2 separate regions of the Homo sapiens genome follow, and region 2 is linked to region 1. The links are chromatin loops, found by intact Hi-C in ENCODE. Cell type or tissue: chondrocyte. All regions are shown on one strand.

Region 1 (8,000 bases):
TTACAGATAAGGAAAGTGAAGCTTGTGGAGGTCATTTGCTCAAGGTTACGTGGATGATGGATTCTAGAACAGGGAGAGAGGTCTGTCTGCCAGGCTTAAATTCAGGAGGTGGAAGTGGGTTCCGGCCTATTCAGGGAATGACTAGTGGGCCCGTATGCATGAAGCACAGAACTGAGGGAAAGTTTAGGGCAGTTTCTCAAGTTTGCTGAATCACTGGGGGCACTTGTTTAAAATAGAGATTTCCAGGCCCCTCTCCTGGAGATTCTGATCCTGTTGATGTGGAGCAGGGCCTCAAAATCTGTATAACAAGCTCCAGTTGATTCTTTTGAATAGACAAGTTGATCAGCTTGATTAACTTACGATGTAACATGGAATAAACCATTTAATTCTGAATTGGTGTTCAATTGTTTGTAGAATTGGAGAAAAAAATTTAAAAGAAGCTACACAGTTTGGACTTTGTTCTCTATTTAAGGAGGTGCCATGCAAGGTTTATGAGGCAGGGTATGAAACTACTAGATGCTTACAAAAAAAAATTGATGAAAAATTTGTAGGAAGAAAATGTGATATTTTCCTAAAATTTGTAAATGTCCTTTTTTAATTTCTTATTTTATTTTTTACTTCCAATAAGTTGCTTTTAAAACAAGGAAAGGTTAACTTATTAAAGAGGTAACTAAAGCACTTTTTATTTTGAAATGGAATCTTAAATCATTTCTAATGTTTAAGATTGTGGTGAAAGTAAGCATATATATTTTACCATGAAACTCAAAATAATGAGTATAGGGACTCCAGCTTTTTAAAATAATATTGTTTCTCTGATTTTAAAAGTAATACATTTTTTGTTGGATCTCAATGCTAATGGAAATATTTGTTTCCCTTCCTTCCTGTCTCCACTTTCTTCAAACTTCCGACCCCATTACTTCCTCCATCACGTTCAGCTGGCAAGGTTGCAGCCTACTTACCAGACGATAAACACTGTCACATGGAGACTGCCTCAGCTTCCTGCCTGAAACTGGCAAGTCACCATCCACACCAGCACCCTTCTTTGGCTCTTTCTTCTAGTTTTAGGGAAGAGGTGTCCAGGGAGGTCATATCCCTCCTTCTGTGCCTTGGATGCTATCCCCTCCTACCACCTCAAGGACCTCCTGTTACCAGAAAGGGGTCCCAATCCAGACCCCAAGAGAGTTCTTGGACCTTACCCAAGAAAGAATTCGGGGCAAGTTCATAGAGTAAATTGAACGCAAGTTTATTAAGAAAGTAAAGGAAAAAAGAAGGGCTACTCCATAGGCAAAGCAGCGGCATGGGCTGCTTGACTGAGTATACTTATAGTTATTTCTTGATTATATGCTAAACAAGGGGTGGATTATTCATGAGTTTTCTGGGAAAGGGGGAGTAGTACCCAGAACTGAGGGGTCTTCCCTTTTTTAGAATATATTAGATAACTTCCTGACATTGCCATGGCGTTTGTAAACTGTCATGATGCTGATGGGAGTGTCTTTTAGCAACTAATGCTCATTATCCTCACTGCTCACTGTACTCTAATTATGATTCGCGTATAGTGAGCAGTGAGGATGACCAGAGGTCACTTTTGTAGCCATCTTGGTTTTGGTAAGTTTTGGCTGGCTTCTTTACCGCAGCCTGTTTTATCAGCAAGGTCTTTGTGACCTGTATCTTGTGCCGACCTCCTATCTTGTCCTGTGACTAAGAATGCCTAACCTCCTGAGTAGCAGCCCAGTAGGTCTCAGCCTTATTTTACCCAGCCCCTATTCAAGATGGAGTCGCTCTGGTTCAAATGCCTCTGACACTCCTTTTGCCCATTACCCCTTTACAAACTCCTCCTCCTGTTCTTCAACTTTAGTAACATATAGACCTCTTTTAAGGAAAAACTATTGTGGATTTCCATGGATGACTTAAGTTTTTTAATTATAATTTTAAATAAATGAGGTATAATCTGTGCTTTATAGCTCCTATATAAGATGAAAACAATTTTATGAATTAATACAAATAAATTACAAAATGTAATCGCTGTTATAACACTATAAAAACACATTTAGAAATTAAAACAAAACCATAAAACCTAGGAAATTCAAATGTATATAGTTTAATGTACATTTGTACATGTAATATACAAATTCAAATGTACATAGTTTAATGTATATTTGTACATGTAATGTACAGTTAATGTAAATACAACTAAACTTCAGCTTAAAAGTATAAGCTGCATACTGCAGCTTGTTTGGCTGTGAGGAAGGTAAAATATACTATCCTGGCCATTTAAGTTTAATACACTTGAAAAACAGCAAGTGCCTTTGTGCTGCTTCTTAAAAGCAACAGATGAAGCTCCCATGTGAAAGACACCCTCCCTATACTAGAAAAATGTAACATTCTTATTCTCAAGGGCATAGAAGTGAAACCAAGAGAATTCTGTACAGACCTTGTTAAAATAACTTATCTTTTAAGCTTCCCAATTTAGTTTAGTTGCTTCTTCACAACTAACTATTCTTTGTCCAATCCAGTATATAAGTTAACTGACTCTAACTGCTTCTTTGGGTCTTCATTTCTTTATGAGGGCTCCCCTGCCATGTAAAACTTGGATTCTAGAGCAAGGAGAGAGGTCTGTCTGCCAGGCTCAAATTTGCGAGGTGGGAGTGGGTTCCAGCCTATTCAGGGAATGGCCAGTTGGCCTGTATAGATGAAGCACAGAACTGAGAGAAAATTTAGGGCAGTTCCCCAAGTTTGCTGAATCACAGGGGGCACTTGTTTGAAATAGAGATTTCCAGGCCCCTCCACTGGAGATTCTGATCCTGTTGATGTGGAGCAGGGCCTCAACATCTGTATAACAAGTTCCAGTTGCTTTTCTTTTGTTAATCTATTTTAGGTAAGTTTAATTCTCAGGCCCAGCTGGGACCCTAAGAAGATGGAGGTAGAGTTTTTCTGCCCCTGCAACAGCTACAATTCAGGTTCCTTTGAGTTCTCCATGCATATACCCATACCGGCCATGTGATGACTCATCTCCCATTACTCTTTCTCTGTTGGAACCATGCCATAATAACAATATAAATTAATACTTCCTCTAAGAAATTTGTCATGGCCCCACGTATACTACTTTGGTTTTTTCTGGATATTCCATTAGAACCTTGTATTTATTGTAATACTTATCACTATGTTATAATTGCCCATTAGAGAATCCCCAGCACCCAGCCTTTTAGATCATAAAATAACATTATATCCTTTTTTTACACGCTGCAACATGAACATTTCCCCCATGCTTTACTCTTTGAACACATTCTAGTTAAAATCATAATCATCATATTTTATATATATTTAACTTTTCCCCCATTATTTGACATTTTAAGATTGCTTTCAGCTTTTCACTTTTACAAATTTTATAAATTTGCATCCTTTCTCAGAGTAGATATCTAATAGTTGAATTACTGGGTTCTGAGGGAGGAAATTTCATGTAATGGTTATTGACTTAGGTTCATTTCTTGGTTGACTTTGTTGACTGCTAGCCATGTAACCATTAGTAAGATGCATAACTTCTCTAAAGCTTAGTTTCCTTATTTAATATAGAGAAAATATTTACTTCATAGTATGTGAATGCTCAGCATTGTATATGAATAAAGTGAGCAGAGCCAAGGCTGACTCTCAATCAATGCTAGCTGTTATTTTTGTACTTAAAAAATACTTGATATAGGTATTCATAAATAACAGGTAGATTTTACCTGTTTACACTTCCAACTTTAATAATGAGAACACTTAATTAGATTATAAAATTTTGAGTTAGAAAATGAACATGAAGTTGATTCCACAGGATTGCCACTCATTTGTGGCACTCTACAATACCCACTTGGGATAACCGTGAAAATGTTTGCAATTGCGAAACAATATGAAACCCATAAAACAATGGAGCGTATTTACATTAACACCTAGATCGCGTTGCTTAAAAGCGTCCATTACTTGCACGGATGAGGTCCTAAGGAAAGGTAAAGTGCGGTTTCCTTCACCTCGAAGGAAATCCAGGCTGACCGACAGCTGTTAGGCATTAGAAACACAGGACAAAGAGCAAACTGGATATCCAGCACTGGAAGAAAAAGGTGAGAAGCCCAGTGCATCTCCGCCTGTTTTAACAGGTTATGCTGCTCTAAGGAATTGCGTTCCGGAGAGCGTAAGCGGTGAAGTTTTAGCTATTTCTATCCTTCCAACTGAGAAGCCCTCCTGGAAGTTTCAGCCCATTGGCTGCTTTCTGTTCTCCCTGTTTCTTCTGGGAAGCTTCTCCGTCTCCCTGGCAACGCGACCTGCCACCAATTGCAGCTAAGGATTGGTGGTCACATGGCCTCTGCCCCTTCCCAAGCAGAGGCAACATGGCGGCCTTAGCAAGCTATAGCTGCGAGATTTGAATTACTCCACTCGTAGCTATTGCATTCCTGACGATGGCCTCTGTGGCTTCGTGCGATTCGCGTCCGAGCTCAGACGAGCTCCCTGGAGACCCCTCTTCACAAGAAGAAGATGAGGACTATGATTTTGAAGATCGGGTCAGCGACTCGGGTTCATATTCCTCAGCGAGTAGCGATTATGAGTAAGGTTTTCAAAGAGGGACAATTAATCCCATCCCATCAATCCAGAGAATATACACGTGGGCTGGGGGAACTGCAAGGGTGTTGGCGTGGTTGGAATCGAGTATTTGGGGTTCTATAATAAGTGGGATTTAATTGCACCACGTTCCATTGTATGGTGGTGTGAGCAGAAATGACGATGCCATTCTTTGCTACTGTAGGTTGTTTTTTGTTTGTTTTGTTTTGTTTTTTCAATGATTCTTAGATGAGGAGAATCTCCTCTTTTTGGTCATGGGCTCTGTCTAGGCCATAGGAGGATATATCTGTAACAGCGTTCAAAAAACTCTGTTTCGATCGCAGTGTCTTGATTCTTTGGTGTGACCTTTGTGGCTTAATCTCTTTAGTATTTGGAGTGGAGAGACACCCTACGCGTTTTATAAGGCAGTTGTTAAATTTATGTAGATTTTTTCTGTTATGGAAATGAATAGCTATATAACAGAAGGAACGCCCACCCATAGTCTCACCATCAAGGACAACCTCTCAGCACTTCTGGATATTTCTGCTGTATTTTCCTATGCATCTCCATGATTTTCTTGTTTTCCATTTTACGTCATAATTTAATTTTTAAAAATACAGATACCTAAAGGTTTCACTTTCTTAATAATGCCATGAAAAGGTTATTTTGATTCACAGTATTCAGTGCTACTTCATTTTTAAGAAAAATCTACCCCTTACTGCTATGGATTAAGAACTTTAGAAAAGTCAACTAGCAGTAGCTTGAAGAGAATGACTAATCGTGAAAAAGTTTTGGTGCCAAAATGTCAACTAACCCAGTAATGGACAACCATACCTGGTCAGTTTTAGGATGACATTTTATGTGTATTTAGGAACAACAGTTACAAATCATTTATATGTATGTAGGAGCAACTGTTATTTGGCAATTGTTTTTACCTATCAGTATGTAAAAGATTTTTATCATTGCCTTTAAAAGTATGGTGGGGAAACCTGTTTAATACATTCTTGAAGACTTAAACAAATTTTAAAATATCGTATTTTTTTGTAATCTGCTGTAGGCATTAAAAAAATAATTTTAAAATTCATGATTATTACACAAGGCTGCTGGAAGGAAATATGAATTACATAGAACCTTATTTGGTCTTGGTATGTGAAGCCATAGACAGTGTAAGACTCAAACTCTTGGCTTCTCCACATTTTAGAGTCGCATACTTTTAGCCCAGAAAGAATCTATGATTCATGTATAGTTGCACAGCTGAGTGTTGTCAGTGTGAGAATTCAAGACGCCTGATACCTAATGGGCCACCATGACTTTGATGGGATTAAAATAGTGAACTTTGTTTCCTAGGAAATGACCAATCTGAGGACCTTGTGATAGGAGAACTTGTCACTTAAAAGAATAAAAGTATTTCATGATTCAAAATACATGTATGTATGTTATATTTTAGCTTTTAAAAAATGATCATTAAGCTTTTCACATGTCACTAATCACGCCACATGTTCTAGTGTCTTTATCCTCCTAATAATAAAAGTATAGAAAATCCCTATCATAAGATGTTTTGCTGGTCTGTATTTCAAGTCCTACCAAGTTTCAAATTTTAAGTCTGTCCCTTCTTGATTTGTAGGACATGAGGGTTAATTTGCTGAACTTACCAGGAAGGCTTATGTTCGGTTCTTCCCTTATGGTAGATGTTTACTTCCCTAAGCTGCAGTCATCATTACAAACAGTGGCCTTCCCAACTTGTACAGAACCACTCTTTAATCAAAGGCACAGGAATGCCAACCTTAGTCTTTCTCATTAAAGCAAAGACATGAATTTCCTATTGTATTTCATGGACTACGTGAAGCTTACTAAGGAAGTTGTACTGCATATTGACTCACATAAAGTATCCTGAATTTTCAAGGTTTTAGTTAACTGCGTGTTCTTTTTAGAAGTTACTGTTTCATACATGCTTTGTACCTGAGCTGTATGTGATTGTCAATATAGAATTTAAAAGTTTATCATCTTGGAGATAAAATTACATTATGGTAAATTCTGGTAGAGTTCTTTTAATAGGTTTGTTTTAGGTTTGTTAGAGAATAAGAGTTTATATTGCTGCAGTATGTCTTAAGTTGACACATGGGCACATACCCTGGGAGGCTTCCGAGATAATACTGGTGGGTTGGTTGGGTTGAGGGAGCCATTAGCTAGTTTTAGCATTAAGATAACAGAAATCACACATTCACCTGCAACAATGCCAAGTTACCAGCTAATATGCCTAGTTCATGTTACAGAGAGTTTGTCAATGTTGTGACTTGGATTTTTAATTTTTCAAAGTGAATTTTTTGTTGTTGTTACATCAGTTTTAAAACTGGCTGATGGAGAGAAACAGGAATCATTTTAAATGAGATATTAGCTGTTAAAGCTAAGGAACTTCCACCTAAAACACAAGGATTGGCTGGAGAAGGGAGGTATGTCCTTTAAATTTTTTTCTGGGACTTTAAAAATAGCTTCATTGAAGGATAATTTATATACAAAAAACTGCACATATTTTTAATGTACAATTTGATGTTTTAACATGTATACGTCTGTCAAGAAAATGAACATATCCATCTCGCCTAAGAGTCTCCCCATGTACCTACTTAAGTCCATTTATGCCTCTCCTGATAACCATTTATCTGCTTTTTGTCACTCTATAGGAGTTTGTAGTTTCTAAAGTTTCATAAAGATGGAATTGTGCAGTATGAATGTTCTTTTTTGTCTGCCTTCTTTTATTCAGCATAATTACTTTGAGATTCATCCATGTTGTTGCCCCCATTAATAGTTCATCTCTCGGCTAGGTATGGTGGCTCATACCTGTAATCCTGCTTTTGGGAGCCAACGCAGGAGCATTGCTTGACACCAGGAGTCAGAAACCAGCCTCGGAAACATAGTGAGACCCCCATCTCTAAAATAAAAAATAAAAAAATTAGCCAGGCATGATGGTATGTGCCTATAGTCCTGCAACTTGGGAGGCTGAGGCGGGAGGATCACTTAAGCTCAGGGTTTCAAGGTTGCAGTGAGCTGTGATCACACCATTGCACCCCAGTCTGGGTGACAGCAAAATTTTGTCTGAAGAAAAAAAAAGTTCTTTTTTTTGGTACAGTGAAGCCCTATCACCATTGTACACTAAAGACCTATTCTGAGCTGGGCTCACACCTGTAATCCCAGCACTTTGGAAGGCCGAGGCGGGCAGATCACCTGAGGTCACGAGTTCGAGACCAGCCTGGCCAATATGGTGAAACCCCATCTCTACTAAAGATACAAAAAATTAGCCGGGCATGGTGGTGTCCACCTGTAATTCCAGCTACTCGGGAGGCTGAGCCAAGAGAATCACTTGAACACAGAAGGCGGAGGTTGCAGTGAGCCGAGATCGCACCATTGCATTGCAGCCTGGGTGACAAAGTGAGACA
Region 2 (8,000 bases), 440 kb after region 1:
CACTGTTCTCCCACAATTAATTTCTTTCTTTCTTTCTTTCTTTCTTTCTTTCTTTCTTTCTTTCTTTCTTTCTTTCTTTCTTTCTCTCTCTCTCTCTCTTTCCTTTCTTTTCTTTTCTTTTCTTTTCTTTTCTTTTCTTTTCTTTTCTTTCTTTTTTCAAGAGATGGAGTCTCTCTGTGTTTCCCAGGCTGGTCTTGAACTGCTGGCCTCAGGCGATCCTCCTGCTTCCCAAAGTGCAGGGATTACAGACATAATCAGGCTTTCTATTTTCTTAAGCAAATTTACAACTTCAGGAGTAAAGAAACAGGACCACAGTCTATTTGCAGTTAAATAACTTAGGTAACTTAGATAAAAGAGATTGTGGTGTAGAAACATACTGTTTTGAGAGACTTGGGTTCTAGTGCAGGTATTGTTACTAACTGGCTAGTTGACTTCTGGCAAGATTTCTGGGCATTATAAATGAATAACATGGATAGACTCATTTCCTCTGGTTCATAATACCAGAGTGCCACTTATAACCTGGCTGCCTTGGCTTCCATTTATATATTTATTTAATATTATTTAATTCATTTAAATAAATACATTTTACATTAGTTTATTTAAATAGGTAGATAGATTGTCAGTCTTGCTCTATTGCAGTGGTGAGATCATAGCTCACTGCAGCCTTGACCTCCTGGACTCAAGCAATTCCCCTGCCTTGGCATCCCAAGTAGTTGGGATGACAGGCACGCATGTCATTCCATGGAATTAGCCATGCCCGGCTAGTTATTTTTAATTTTTTTTTGTAGAGACAGGGGCCCCCTTTGTTGTCCAGGCTGGTCTTGAGCTCTTGGGGTCAAGCTATCCTGCCTCAGCCCCCACAAAGTGCTGGGACTACAGGTGTAAGCCACCCTGCCTGGCGGCTTTCTATTGTCTATTTTCTTTCTTTCTTCTTTTTTTTTTTTTTTTTTTTTGTTATATTGAGACAGAGTCTCGCTCTGTCGCCCAGGCTGGAGTGCAGTGGTGCAATCTCTGCTCACTGCAAGCTCCGCCTCCCGGGTTCACACTGTTCTCCTGCCTCAACCTCCTGAGTAGCTGGGACTACAGGCGCCTGCCACCATGCCCGGCTGATTTTTTGTATTATTTTAGTAGAGACGGGATTTCACCATCTTAGCCAGGATGGTCTCGATCTGCTGACCTCGTGATCCGCCGGCCTCGGCCTCCCAAAGTGCTAGGATTACAAGCGTGAGCCACTGCGCCCGGCCTTTTTTTTTTTTTTTTTGAGATGGAGTTTCATTCTTGTTGCCCAGGCCGGAGTGCAATGGTGTGATCTCTGCTCACCGCAACCTCCACCTCCTGGGTTCCCCCGATTCTCCTGCCTCAGCCAGCCAAGTAGCTGGGATAACAGGCAAGCGGCACCATGCCTGGCTAATTTTTATATTTTTAGTACAGGCAGGGTTTCTCTATGTTGGTCAGGCTGGTCTCGACTTCCTGACCTCAGGTGATCCTCCCACCTCCACCTCCCAAAGTGCTGGGATACAGGTGTGAACCACCGTGCCTGGCCGGGCTTTCTATTTTCTTGCCATTTTTTTTTTTTTTTTTGAGACAGAGTCTTGCTCTGTCACCCAGGCAGGAGTGCAATGGCGCGATCTTGGCTCACTGCAACCCCCCACCTCCCAGGTTCGAGCAATTCTCCTGCCTCAGTCTCCTGAGTAGCTGGGACTACAGGCGCGCGCAACCATGGTTGCCCGGCTAATTATTTTTTTTTAATTTTTACTAGAGATGGGGTTTTACCACGTTGGCCAGGCTGGTCTCGAGCTCCTGACCTCAGTTGATGCGCCCGCTTCGGCCTCCCAAAGTGCTGGGATTACAGGGGTGAGCCACCATGGTTGACCTCAGGCTATTTTCTTAAGCAAATTTGCAACTTAAGAAGTAAAGAAATAGGACCAGAAGTTGTTTAAAGTTCACAGTGGGTACCTCTAAATCTATTAGTTATCTATTAGTGATTGTATAATTTATACTATATAAATTGTATAATTCTACAAAACAGGATGCTCTTTGAGAGAGAGAATTGTATTGAAATAACAGACTTAAATCAGGTCTATCCTGCTCAAACTTGGATTTACTGTTACTCTGTTAATGAGGTAAAGGAATTCCATCCACAGAATTTTGCCAGGAAGTTTATTACTACAGTTAGAAACATAGGAAACACAGGGGAGAATATTTCAGGACAGAAATTATGAATTTTCTCTACATTACAACCTGCACATCTAAGTGAACCAGATTCTTGATGCCTCGGCCCTTGTGAGAAATTTTCTTCCACTTTTAGGATGATTTTGATCATGTGTTGCTGTTTCTAGAAATCCAGATGAGGCACTCTTCAGCCAAAGTTGCTGCCCACCCAAGAGGCCTTTTATCTTGAAATTTAGTCATGAGACCAGAAGGAACTTCTCCCATCTGTGTCCTGACTTGGTATTAGTTTTATTTTGGATACCTCCTTTTTTTTTTTTTCTTTTTTTGAGATGGCGCCTTGCTCTCGTCGCTCAAGCTGGAGTGCAATGGAGCAATCTCATTGCAACCTCCATCTCCCGTGTTCAAGCGATTCTTCTGCTTCAGCCTTCCGAGTAGCTAGGATTACAGGCGCTCGCCACCATGCCTGCATAATTTTTGTTTTTGTTTTTGTTTTGAGATGGAGTCTCGCTTTGCCACCCAGGCTGGACTGCAGTGGCACAATCTCGGCTCACTGCAAGCTCCGCCTCCCGGGTTCACGCCATTCTCCTGCCTCAGCCTCCCGAGTAGCTGGGACTACAGGCGCCCGCCACCTTGCCCGGCTAATTTTTTGCATTTTTAGTAGAGACGGGGTTTCACCACGTTAGCCAGGATGGTCTCGATCTCCTGACCTCGTGATCCACCCGCCTCGGCCTCCCAAAGTGCTGGGATTATAGGCGTGAGCCACTGCGCCCGGCCAATAATTTTTGTATATTTAGTAGAGATGGGGTGTCACCATGTTGGCCAGGCTGATCTTGAATTCTGGACCTCAGATGATTGACCCACCTTGGCCTCCCAAAGTGATGGGATTGCAGACATGAGCCACCACACCCGGCTTTTTTTTTTTTTTAAGAGACCGAGTCTCACTTTGTCACCCAGGCTAGCGTAGGAGTACAGTGACACAATCATAGCTCACTGCAGCCTAGAACTCCTGGGCCCAAGGGATCCTCCTGCCTCAGCTTCTCAAGTAGCTAGGACTACAGGCATGTGCCACCATGCCTGGCAAATTATTTTATTTTTGTTTTTTAAATTTAAAAATAGAGACAGTATCTTGCCATGTTGCCTAGGCTGGTCTCAGAACTCTTGAACTCAAGCTATTTTTATTTTTTTTTTGAGACAGGGTCTCACTATATTGCCCAGGCCCAGTCTTGAATTCTTGGCGGCCTCAAAGGATTCCCTGCCTCAGCCTCCCAAAGTGCTGCTATTACAGGTGTGAGCCTGGCCTGGCAGATTCCTTTTTTTCCCTCTTTTAAATAATTTATTTTAAACCTATTATATCACACAGTATGTTTTATACACTGACATATAACCCCCTAACAAGATAAAGCAAAGACAAAAAAGTTTATCTTATTAGAAGGAAGATACACCATCACTTATTCTCTTCAAGCATTATTGCACTTTAACTTTTCTTAACTTGACAAAGCATTCATGAAGCAGTCTGCAGACTAGTTTTAACAGATAAATAATACCTGTAAGCAGACATGATTGTCCTAAATTGTTTATTAGGTATGAATTTTACAAACTTTACTTATATTGGCTGTAACGGTGGAGCTGGAGAGTATTGCGCCTTCTCCAAGCTCCCTGGTGAGAACCACCAATAGTGTGGTGGCACTTAAGGCCCTTTCCAAGGCTATGGCTCTTTCGGCCTGCAGATGGCAGCCCATGCATCTTCCTATGCTTGTGGACTGGTTTGGTGATCCATTGGGTGTCAGGATTTCTTCTGATAGCTTTATGGAATGGATCAATGAGGATAACCTCAAAAAACTTGTATGTGGAATCTTCACCAACCCAGTGAGAATTCAGGACTTTTAGAGCCCCACAGTGGCATCCAGCTTGCCGCTTTGCAATGGACTGAAGACTTTGAGCAAACTTTAGCTGGTTAACACCATGATGGACAGGCTTGCCATAAGTTGCACCCTTAGGAACTGGGTGCTTTCGGCCACCATGGCGAACACGAATCCTATATATAACATAAACTTGGTTGGCCTTGTAGCCCAGCTGGTGCGCTTTATCAAGCCAGATGGGGTGGGGAGCCCTGTGGAGAGCAGAGAGCTGGTGGTACTGCCAGCAACCAACTCTCAGAAGAAAGTGCATTTTCTCCATAGCTCCTGGATTTACTTGTATGCCCCCATCTTGGCTTACCTGATGGCTGCTGCTAGACAGAAGGGGCACGGATTCTTTTATTAAAATCACAATATGGGTTTATTAATCCCTTACTTGTATTTATGGTTGTTTTTTGCCTATTAAACATCAGCATTCTAGTATAATTTCCATTCTTTTACTCATAACAATATGATGTTTAAAAAATACTGATTTTTTTCTGTCTTTTTTATTCTTATTTTTCTCGAACCCTATGTTCATCATCAACCTCTTTTCTCCTACTATTTGGTTCATCAACCTTATTTTCTCCTGTTTGGTTCCTAGAAACCTCAAGTAAGCTTACTGTTGTTACCCTAATGAAATACCATTTTAAGTAAGTTATATAGAAAAAATGCATAAATATATTCTCCTTACAAAAATGAAAAACTTTGATGTCATCTTAAGATAATTTACTGAGGCCGAGCGCAGTGGCTCACACCCGTAATCCCAGCACTTTGGGAGGCTGAGGTGGGCGGATCATGAGGTCGGGAAATCGAGACCATCCTGTCTAACACGGTGAAACCCTGTCTCTACTAAAAATACAAAAAAAATTAGCTGGGCGTGGTGGCAGGCACCTGTAGTCCCAGCTACTTGGGAGGCTGAGGCAGCAGAATGGGGTGAAGCCGGGAGGCGGAGCTTGCAGTGAGCAGAGATTGCACCACTGCACTCCAGCCTGGGTGACAGAGTGAGACTCCGTCTCAAAAAAAAAAAGAAGATAATTTACTAAATCTAAACTCCTTTTAAAAATTGCTGAGGACTGCCCGGGCACGGTGGCTCATGCCTGCAATCCGAGCACTTTGGGAGGCTGAAGTAGGCAGATCACCTGAGGTCAGGAGTTCGAGACCAGCCTGGCCAACATGGTGAAACCCTCTCTCTACTAAAAATACAAAAATCAGCTGAGTGTGGTGGCTGGCACCTGTAATCCCAGCTACTTGGGAGGCTGAGGTGGGAGAATTGCTTGAACCCGGGAGGCGGAGGTTGCACTGAGCCAAGATGGTGCCATTGCATTTCAGCCTGGGCAACGAGTGAAATTCCGTCTCAAAAAGAAAAAAGGCTTAGGATGACCGGCTGTAGTGGCTCATACCTGTAATCCTAACACTCTGGGAGACCAAGGTGACCGGGGTTTGAGGACAGGAATTTGAGATCAGCCTGGGCAACATAGTGAAACCCTATCTCAATTAAAAAAAAAAATAGCTAAGGAGTGGTCCTAAATATGGCTGACATAGTTGATTTAGAGATTTACCTGTTGATTATCTTGATTTTTTTCATTTTTGTATCTAGAAGAAACTGAACATTTTTATACATATGTCTTATATCCATGTGTGCCTTTCTCTAGGGTAGATGCTGAGAAGTAGAATTGTTAGGTTATAGGGCATTTTTTAAGTTTATGAGTCACTTTTTATTTATTTATTTTTTAATGTTTTTATTTTTATTTTTTATTTTTTGAGACAGAGTCTCGCTCTGTCGCCCAGGCTGGAGTGCAGTGGCGTGATCTTGGCTCACTGCAAGCTCCACCTCCTGGGTTCATGCCATTCTCCTGCCTTAGCCTCCTGAGTAGCTGGGACTACAGGCGCCCGCCACCACACCCAGCTAATTTTTTGTATTTTTAATGGAGACGGAGTTTCACTGTGTTAGCCAGGATGGTCTCGATCTCCTGACCTCGTGATCCGCCACCTCGGCCTCCCAAAGTGCTGGGATTACAGGCGTGAGCCACCGCACTGGCCTTTACAAGTTGCTTTTTAAAGTAACTGTATAAACTGATACTCCCACTATTAGAGTTTGAGAATTGTCTTCTTTCACAATTTTTTTTTTTTTTTTTTTTGAGACAGTCTCACTCTGTCGCCAAGGCTGGAGGGCAGTGGCACTGTGTCGGCTCACTGCAACCTCCGTCTCCTGGGTTCAAGCAATTCTTCTGCCTCAGCCTCCCGAGTAGCTGGGATTACAGGCGTCTACCACCACGCCCAGTTAGTTTTTATATTTTTAGTAGAGATGGGGTTTCACCATGTTGGCCAGGCTGGTCTTGAACTCCTGACCTCAGGTGATCCACCTGCCTCAGCCTCCCAAAGTGCTGGGATTACAGGCATGAGCCACCGCGCCTGGCCATTCTTTCACATTTTAAAAAGCACTAATTTTTACCACATTTTCCCTTAAATATGATAAGATGTGAAATATTGATATCATCAGTGCATTTTCTTAATTAAAATTTTGCCAAAAGATTATGGTCATAAGAATTAAGCTGAGTGAAATAGGCTCTGCTGTGTTGTAGCTTTTGTTTAAAGTATCCTAGCCCTTAAAAATATATTATTTTCTTTAACTATTTACAGTTATTTCCTTGTAGGTCCCAGGGTTTAAGGATAACGTTTTATTATTTATTTATTTTTACTTTATTTATTTATTTGAGATGGAGTCTCGCTCTGTTCCTCAGGCTGGAGTGTGGTGGTGCGATCTCGGCTCACTGCAACCTCTACCTCCTGGGTTCAAGCGATTCTCGTGCCTCAGCCTCCAGAGTAGCTAGGATAACAGGCACCCGCTGCTATGCCTGGCTAATTTTTGTGTTTTTTAGTAGAGACGGGGTTTTGCCATGTTGGCCAGGCTGCTCTCAAACTCCTGACCTCAGGTAATCTGCCTGCGTTGGCCTCCCAAAGTGGTGGGATTATAGGCGTGAGCCACTGTGCCCGGCCTAAGAGTAACATTTTAAAGATAGTGAAATAATGCTCAAAAAAGATGTACTGGTATATAGTGTCTGTCTTACTAATGATGTTTGAAAAATGGAGATATGTTTTAAATTTTTAAATTTAAAACAATTTCCTCAACTGGCTTGCTATTTCAGTCTTAGGTGTTCTCTAATGACATGCAGCATGATTTCCTCCATGTTAAAACATGAGAAAATGAAAAATTTCCTTTCTTAGGCTTCTTTTACTTGTAATCTGTACGTATATATAATTTTTTTTTTTTTAATCAGAGTCTCACTCTGTTGCCCAGGCTGGAGTGCAGTGGTGCAGTCTCGGCTCACTGCAACTTTCACCTCCTGGATTCAAGTGATTCTCCTGCCTCAGCCTCCTAAGTAGCTGGGATTACAGGCATGCGCCACCACACCTGGTTAATTTTTGTTTTTTTAGTAGAGATGGGGTTTCGTCATTTTGGCCAGGCTGGTCTTGAACTCCTGGCCTCAAGAGATCTGCCTGCCTTGGCCTCCCAAAGCTGTTTGGATTACAGGTGTGAGCCACTGAGCCTGGCCTGTATATATAAAATTATATTTAAAACCTGGTGGACTTCTTTCCATGTCAATACATATACAGCTTTGTCTGATTTCTAAAAGTTATATAGTATTCTGTGTATTATTACGTAGAGACTGTTTAAATAGGATTATCAACAAAGTTGCACTGAACATCCTATATGGACATCTTTGTACCTTTTCTTGATTCCTAGATAATTTCCTGAAAATGGAATTCTTTTATTAAAAGTTATATACATTTTAGATGACAGATTACCCTTGAAAGATATACTACCTTGGCTGGGCGCCGTGGCTCATGCCTGTAATCCTGGCACTTTGGGAGGCCGAGGTGGGCGGATTACTTGAGGTCAGGAGTTTGAGACCAGCCTGGCTAAAATGG

The links. A loop is a pair of places that touch in the nucleus more often than their neighbours do. Peaks named below come from ENCODE experiments on the same cell type or tissue, not always from the same donor. Only the 100,000 strongest peaks of a DNase experiment are listed, where the experiment ranks them.
Region 2: it touches region 1 in a loop (2.2-fold over the local background); 2 of 110 quality-filtered maps call a loop at or near these places.

The regions. Positions count from the first base shown.
Region 1 is chr4:127,628,605-127,636,604 of GRCh38, forward strand. It overlaps INTU (inturned planar cell polarity protein), which reads left to right and starts at 4,353. Exons shown (of 16, transcript NM_015693.4): 1 at 4,353-4,576. The coding sequence starts at 4,431. RefSeq lists enhancers at 4,001-4,540, 4,203-4,382. In chondrocyte, no CTCF peak of the experiment used is centred here; a DNase peak (open chromatin) is centred at 4,327.
Region 2 is chr4:128,065,234-128,073,233 of GRCh38, forward strand. The region is part of intron 1 of LARP1B (La ribonucleoprotein 1B); the gene reads left to right. It also overlaps the pseudogene RPL15P8. Among named protein-coding and RNA genes, the nearest start is that of LARP1B, 7.9 kb to the left of the region's middle. In chondrocyte, CTCF peaks have their summits at 3,894 (motif pointing right) and 4,021; no DNase peak of the experiment used is centred here.